Linked DNA regions of Homo sapiens: region 1 is linked to region 2. Evidence: chromatin loops called from intact Hi-C (ENCODE). Cell type or tissue: dorsolateral prefrontal cortex. All regions are shown on one strand. Each heading gives the region's core, and the rest is flanking DNA. Links, peaks and the distances in the headings are about the cores only.

Evidence for each region. Peaks named below come from ENCODE experiments on the same cell type or tissue, not always from the same donor. Only the 100,000 strongest peaks of a DNase experiment are listed, where the experiment ranks them.
Region 1: a loop joins it to region 2, with 4 times the contacts of the local background. A loop is called at or near these places in 79 of 110 quality-filtered maps.

Annotation. Positions count from the first base shown.
Region 1 is chr7:44,236,643-44,239,535 of GRCh38, reverse strand. The region is part of intron 13 of CAMK2B (calcium/calmodulin dependent protein kinase II beta); the gene reads left to right. Among named protein-coding and RNA genes, the nearest start is that of YKT6, 37 kb to the right of the region's middle. In dorsolateral prefrontal cortex, for the core only: no CTCF peak of the experiment used is centred there; a DNase peak (open chromatin) is centred at 1,102; H3K27ac peaks cover 257 bases.
Region 2 is chr7:44,564,212-44,567,104 of GRCh38, reverse strand. It overlaps DDX56 (DEAD-box helicase 56), which reads left to right. Exons shown (of 14, transcript NM_019082.4): 13 at 581-657; 14 at 1,026-1,301. The coding sequence ends at 1,103. Among named protein-coding and RNA genes, the nearest start is that of DDX56, 8.2 kb to the left of the region's middle. RefSeq lists an enhancer at 942-1,441 and a silencer at 1,295-1,506. In dorsolateral prefrontal cortex, for the core only: CTCF peaks have their summits at 1,213 and 1,418 (motif pointing right); a DNase peak (open chromatin) is centred at 1,424; H3K27ac peaks cover 730 bases.

The sequences.
Region 1 (2,893 bases), core at 100-2,599, 330 kb after region 2:
CATGCAGCCCCCTGCTGCACGCAGCCGCTGGCCGGGCTCCAGAGCCGCCCCAGAGGCCGCCAGGCCCCCGGGAGCCCCTGCTCCCGTGTGGTCACATCCCAGCAGAGCCCACCACAAGGGCAGGGAGGCAGCCCCCAAGGCTCCTCGCCTGTAAGAGGAGGGGCTGGGCTAGGTGGCCCCTGGGCTACACCAAGCCCTTCTGGTCCTGGCCCCCGAGGTCTGGGGGTCCGGAGACCCCCATTAAGAATGGCCTGGGCCCACAGGGAGCCACTGGGCCTGCTGCTGGGGGGTCTGAATCCTGAAAGGAGAGCCTTGAGGAGCAGAGCCAGAGAGGCAGAGGCCCTTGGGGCAGACACACACCCTGCCCCTCTGGGGCCGCATGGAGACGGTGGTCTGTGCTGCTGAGTCCTACACATGCATGTCTGCCCTGAGCATCCCCCCAGGACAAGCCGCTCTGGAGTGGGTGAGGGTTTTATGCACCCTGAGGAGACTTTCAAGGCTTCCTCTTGGGTTGTTTCTGCAAAGTCCTCCTCCCCTGGCCTCAAACCCTGTGAGGGAAAAGGCCGGCACTGGCCACCTGCTCCTCTGGGCTGTGCGGGGCCAGAGCCAGAGGCCCAAGTTGGCTTCTGCCCACCTGCTGGCTTGTGACCATGGGCAGACCCCATGAGGGCTAGGCGACCCCAAGACCTCCTTGCAGCTCCAGCCTGAGCTGAAGGCTGGTGAGAGCTTAGGGCAGGCCAAGCTGACAACGCCTGGCCACAGAACACAGAGGGCTACAGGGGTGACCCCAGATCCTCCCTGGGCTGAGCTGCTGAGTTCCCTGTCGGTGCCTCCAACGTGGGCTGGGGACCCGGCAGAGGTTCCAGGGTGCTGGAGACTGCCTTCCCCAGGCCTCCTCATGACCCACAGGGTGAGCAGCCTGGCCTTCCCAGCCAGAGAACCCTCCTTCTGGGGAGGCCCAGGGCGTCCTCGGGGAGGGCAGTCTATTCTCCTCCCATGAGCCCAGTGGACGTGTCTAGCAGGCAGCACCCCGGGAGAGCCCTCCCACGTCTTCTCCATTTGACAGGCCTTTCCAGAGCGCAGGCGGGAGGGGGCTGTGATTAGAAAAGAGTGAGGCTAGTGGCTTCTGGGGAGGCACTGCTGCCCAGGGGACAGTGCTGAGAGACAGCTGCCTCTACGCTGCCCTGTGCCCGGGGCTCCCGCTGCAATGCCCGCCTGTCTGCAAGTGAACGTGGGGCGACGGTGCATGAGGCCCTGCATGTGTGGCTCCACCCTGGGCGCCGAGAGCAGCTCTGTCCTGGAGGGTGGTCAGTGCATGTGGACAGAGCCCAGCATGGCTGTCCTGGGTGACCAGCTAAGGGGACAAGGCAGAGGCAGGGCTGAGAGGACCACCCATCCTGCTAGGTCAGCCCAGCTCAGCCATATCACACGGCAGTGAGCATGGAGCTCAGTTCTCTGCCAATGGCAGCTGAGTCTAGTACCATCCAGTCAGAGTCTGGTACCAGCCCATGTGGCATAGCCCCCTCGGCCCGCAGAGAGACCCCGTCTGTCGAGTGTGCTTCAGTTTGGCCTCTGTGGTCTCTCCTGCATTGATCAGGTGTAAGGGCATAGGAGACCCAGTGTCCGGCCAGCTGCAGGGTGGCAGCAGTTGCCCCGGCCTGGAGACCCGGGAATGGGCAGTGCCTTCCCAGGATGGAGGGCAGAGGGTCTCTCCTTGTCCCACAGAGGCCTGCAGAACCCCCAACCCAGGTGTCTGAGATGCCTGTGACTGCTCCGCCTACCCTGGGCTCCTGCGGCACCTAACGCATGCTTTGAACTTGAGACACAGAAAGGAAGTTCCCGTGCCCTTGAATGCTAGTGTAGATGGGCATCGACAGGACTCTGGCCACGGTGAATCTGGAGTTAGTCCCAGGCAGAGATGTGAAATGAGCAGCCCCCCAAAAAATGGTTGGCCGGGAGCCATGCACTCAGGAGGGCCGGGCCCATGCACCCCACACTGCGCCCAAGGCGTGCACAAGCGATTGTTTTAAAAGCGGGTTCACAAGGAAGGATGTTTGGGAACTGACTGAGACAACAGGGACGTCTGCTGCAGGGCTTCCCAGAGCTCTGATGGCAGCGTCGGCCTGAGTCCTTCGAGGAGGGCTGGTTTGTACGTGGCATTTGCTGCCCACTGGACTGTGAACTTCTGTCTTTTTATTTCCCACTGCTGCTGTGGTACATCTCCAGTAGCATAGTTTGGAAATGCAGGTTTTGATAGACTCAAGGATCTAAATAGAACCCTCTTAGTACCAAGGACTGTCCGGGGTCTCTGCCAGCCCCGCCGATGGGCCTAACTGTGGTGCCTCCTTTCCTGTGAGAATCTTCTGAGGACATGCCCGGGGAAAGAGCTCAGTTCTGCTGCTGCCTAGGGTGCCATGCTGGCCCCGGTTCCAATGCAGAGCCTGGCTGGAAGTACCGCTGGGTTGGCGGAGGCTACGTGCCTGACTGTCCCCTCGGGGGTGGGGTGGAACTAGCCTTCTGAAACCGCCTGCTTCAGTTGGCCACAGCTTTTTGAAATGTGTGTTTCTGGAAGGGACTGGGTCCCTTCCTTGCCTGTTCAGCTCCCCACGACAAATGTCCTCAAGGCGAGGCTGGATGCTTCCTTCCTCAGGCTCCTAGGAGGAGCCCGTCCCCCAGCTGTGTCGGGCAGCTGGTCACCAGCAAGGACAGGATCCCTCAGCTGCAGCCTCAGGCTGGCTGGCACTGGGCGGGTGTTTCTGGGATGAGTTGTGTGTACTGGAGATGGGAGGGGAGCTGAGAGGGTGGGATGCACAGACAGGAGAGGGGACTGTGGGGGTCCTGGAACCCTGAGTTCCAAGTCTTCAGGACTCTCCCTCCATAGCAAGTTACAGGG
Region 2 (2,893 bases), core at 174-2,673:
GGAGGGTGGGTAGGGAGGGAGAAGGTAAGGCTAGAACTTTGGCCTCAGGAACCCAGTCTGCTCGTATAGCGGAGTCATTTGCCAAGGTGTGGCCAGGAGGTTTAGAAGGGCCAGGAGAAGGTGGAAAGGTGTCAGGATGTGGGATGTTTGACATTTGAAGGGGAGGGCCCAGGTGTGGTTGGCCTGGGGGAGTCCATGGGGTGGGCGAGGTGAAGATAGAGCCAAGATCAGGTGCAGCTGGGATGCGGGGCCCCCTGTATCGGTAGTAATGGGCCACAGGTGAAGAAACTACCTGTTGACTTTTATTTCAGCTGCATTTTCTTTCTTTAAGGATGTCTGTCTTTTTCTTTCTTGTTACATGTTTGTTGTAACAAATCTAAACAATATAGGAGAGTGATTTAAATAGTGGAAGTCTAAGGTGCTCACATTCTCCTGGCCCTGTGCAGATGTGGTAGTGAATAGATGTATGTCATAGGCTGCCAGTTGGGTCAGAATTGGAGAATTTGCTGCAGAATCAGCGGGAGGGCAGGGATGGGAGCAGTAGCGGTGAGCCCACTGCTCAGGCAAGCATCTCTTCCAGTTCCTCCTGCTCTCCGTGGCCTGGTGCGCCCTCACAAGAAGCGGAAGAAGCTGTCTTCCTCTTGTAGGAAGGCCAAGGTACGGCTCCTGGGGACTGCGGACAGCCCCAGGACTCCTCCCAACCTGCTCTTTTGTCATCACCAGAATGTGGAGGCGCCTTGCCCTAGGGAGGGGAAGAGAGGGTGCCCTAGGGAGGGGAAGAGGGGGCACCCTAGAACCGGGCCCCAAAAATCTGGTGTGGGATAGGGGTACTTTTGCAGCCGCCTGCAGGCCCTGCTTTTCTTTCCCCAGCTGCCTTTCCCCATTTCCTTATCTGCAGCACCTTCTGGTCGTGTTGGCCAGTTGCCGGCACGGCTCCCTTTGTGTCTTTCTCAGTTGGGTGGGTGGGTGGGTGGATTGTCTGTCGGCCTGATTCCCCCAACTAACCTGTGACTTTGCCTCCTTAGAGAGCAAAGTCCCAGAACCCACTGCGCAGCTTCAAGCACAAAGGAAAGAAATTCAGACCCACAGCCAAGCCCTCCTGAGGTTGTTGGGCCTCTCTGGAGCTGAGCACATTGTGGAGCACAGGCTTACACCCTTCGTGGACAGGCGAGGCTCTGGTGCTTACTGCACAGCCTGAACAGACAGTTCTGGGGCCGGCAGTGCTGGGCCCTTTAGCTCCTTGGCACTTCCAAGCTGGCATCTTGCCCCTTGACAACAGAATAAAAATTTTAGCTGCCCCAGTTTGTGCCTCCAGCATATGAAAAGGACTATTTGAATCCCCAAAACATCAGGAGTCGGGAAACTTCGGAAGACAGCTGTGCCTGGCTCTGTGGCTGCATGCAGTGCTTCACTTGGCCAGCAGAGGTCAGCTGTGCCGAGCTGCCCCAGCCATGAGAAGAGAAGCCTGCCCTTGCTGGCAGGTGGCTATGGCCGGCCCAGAGCCTTCCTGCCCAGCTCCTGCAGCCCTGCTGCCTGGGATCAGGCTGGGAGATGGGCCTTCCTGACCGCCAGCCTTCCTCTCCCCGAGCACACGCACATGTAGATTCGGGGGGAAGCTGCCTGCTCTTCCTTAGAGGAGCCGGGGCAGCTATCTGCTGGTCCCTTTCTGAACAACTGTTGATGTGTGAGCTGTGTCTGTGTGTTATGTGCATAAGCGGTGGTGTGACATACACACATGTGTACTGTCCCTTATGCCCTGGCCTGAGCTCTCCAGCTGCCTTCTCAGCCTGAAGGCTGGGCTTCTCTGCTGGCTTGGGGTCCTAGATTGCATGTCACCTGCTTACCAGGCGTCACAAGGCCATGCTGGGGGCATGAGGAGGTTGGGGCAGCAGGAGAGTGGGGAGAAACTAGGAGAGTGCCTGAGTATTTTAGAAAGAACCAAGTTTTTTCTCGGCAAAAGCTTATACAGAGACGAAGGAGTCTGTGTCTTTGGTCATGGTAGGACTGAAGCTAGCAGGACCCGAGATTTGGGGCCTCCATGATCCCTGCTCCTCTTCTGTTAACACCCAAGGATTTCCACGAAGCCAGTGTGTATGATGGGGGCAGGACAGTGGTACTTTCTGGGCAGGTGTGAACTAGAGCTGCTAAGGAGCTGCAGACGATATTCTTGCAGTTTGGTGGTTAGCAGTATTCAGAAGGACAAAGAGTTAATGGAACTGGAGATAAAGAGCAACCATTTGAGCATCTGCTGGGAGACATCTGTCAACTGCACAGACCCTATCAGTGGGCATCGCTGCCACCTCTTGGAAGACAAGACAGGGCAGAGAGTGCCTGCAGTGCTGAGGCCTGGTCCTTGCCCTAGGTTGGCCTTCCCACCTGGCTTCATGGAGTGCTGAGGCTGGTCCTGGGGACAGTGAGTGCTCTGGATGTTTTAGCCAAGCTGTGTTCTAAAGTGATGCACAGTCTGTCTCCACTATGTTTATCTCTCTGACCCTGTCACTTCCAAGCACACCCTACCAAGAGCTTGTATCCCAGAGCCACCCTGATGGAGAGGAGATTGGTTTCCCCAGTGATTTCCTTCTTTGGGGGGTGGGGTAGAGGAACATGGAGCCAGCCTTATGCTGTATTCGTGCCTGGGGATAGCAGGGTCTGGGCCCGGAGCAGAGGAGCTTGGGTAAAGATATGGAGGCTGTTTGTTCAAAGTGTACATTCCTTCCTCCTAACGGCATCCCTGGGGGAAGCTATTTCTATGTTTTAGGTGGGGAAGATGAGGCTTAGAAGTTGCCTGGTGAATGAGGTTCTTTGCAAGATTTGGGTTCTGGCCTGTCCACCCTGGTGGAGTAGCTGGTACCACGGGGGCTTTTGCTGTGGGGTTAGGCACCATGTGGGCGCT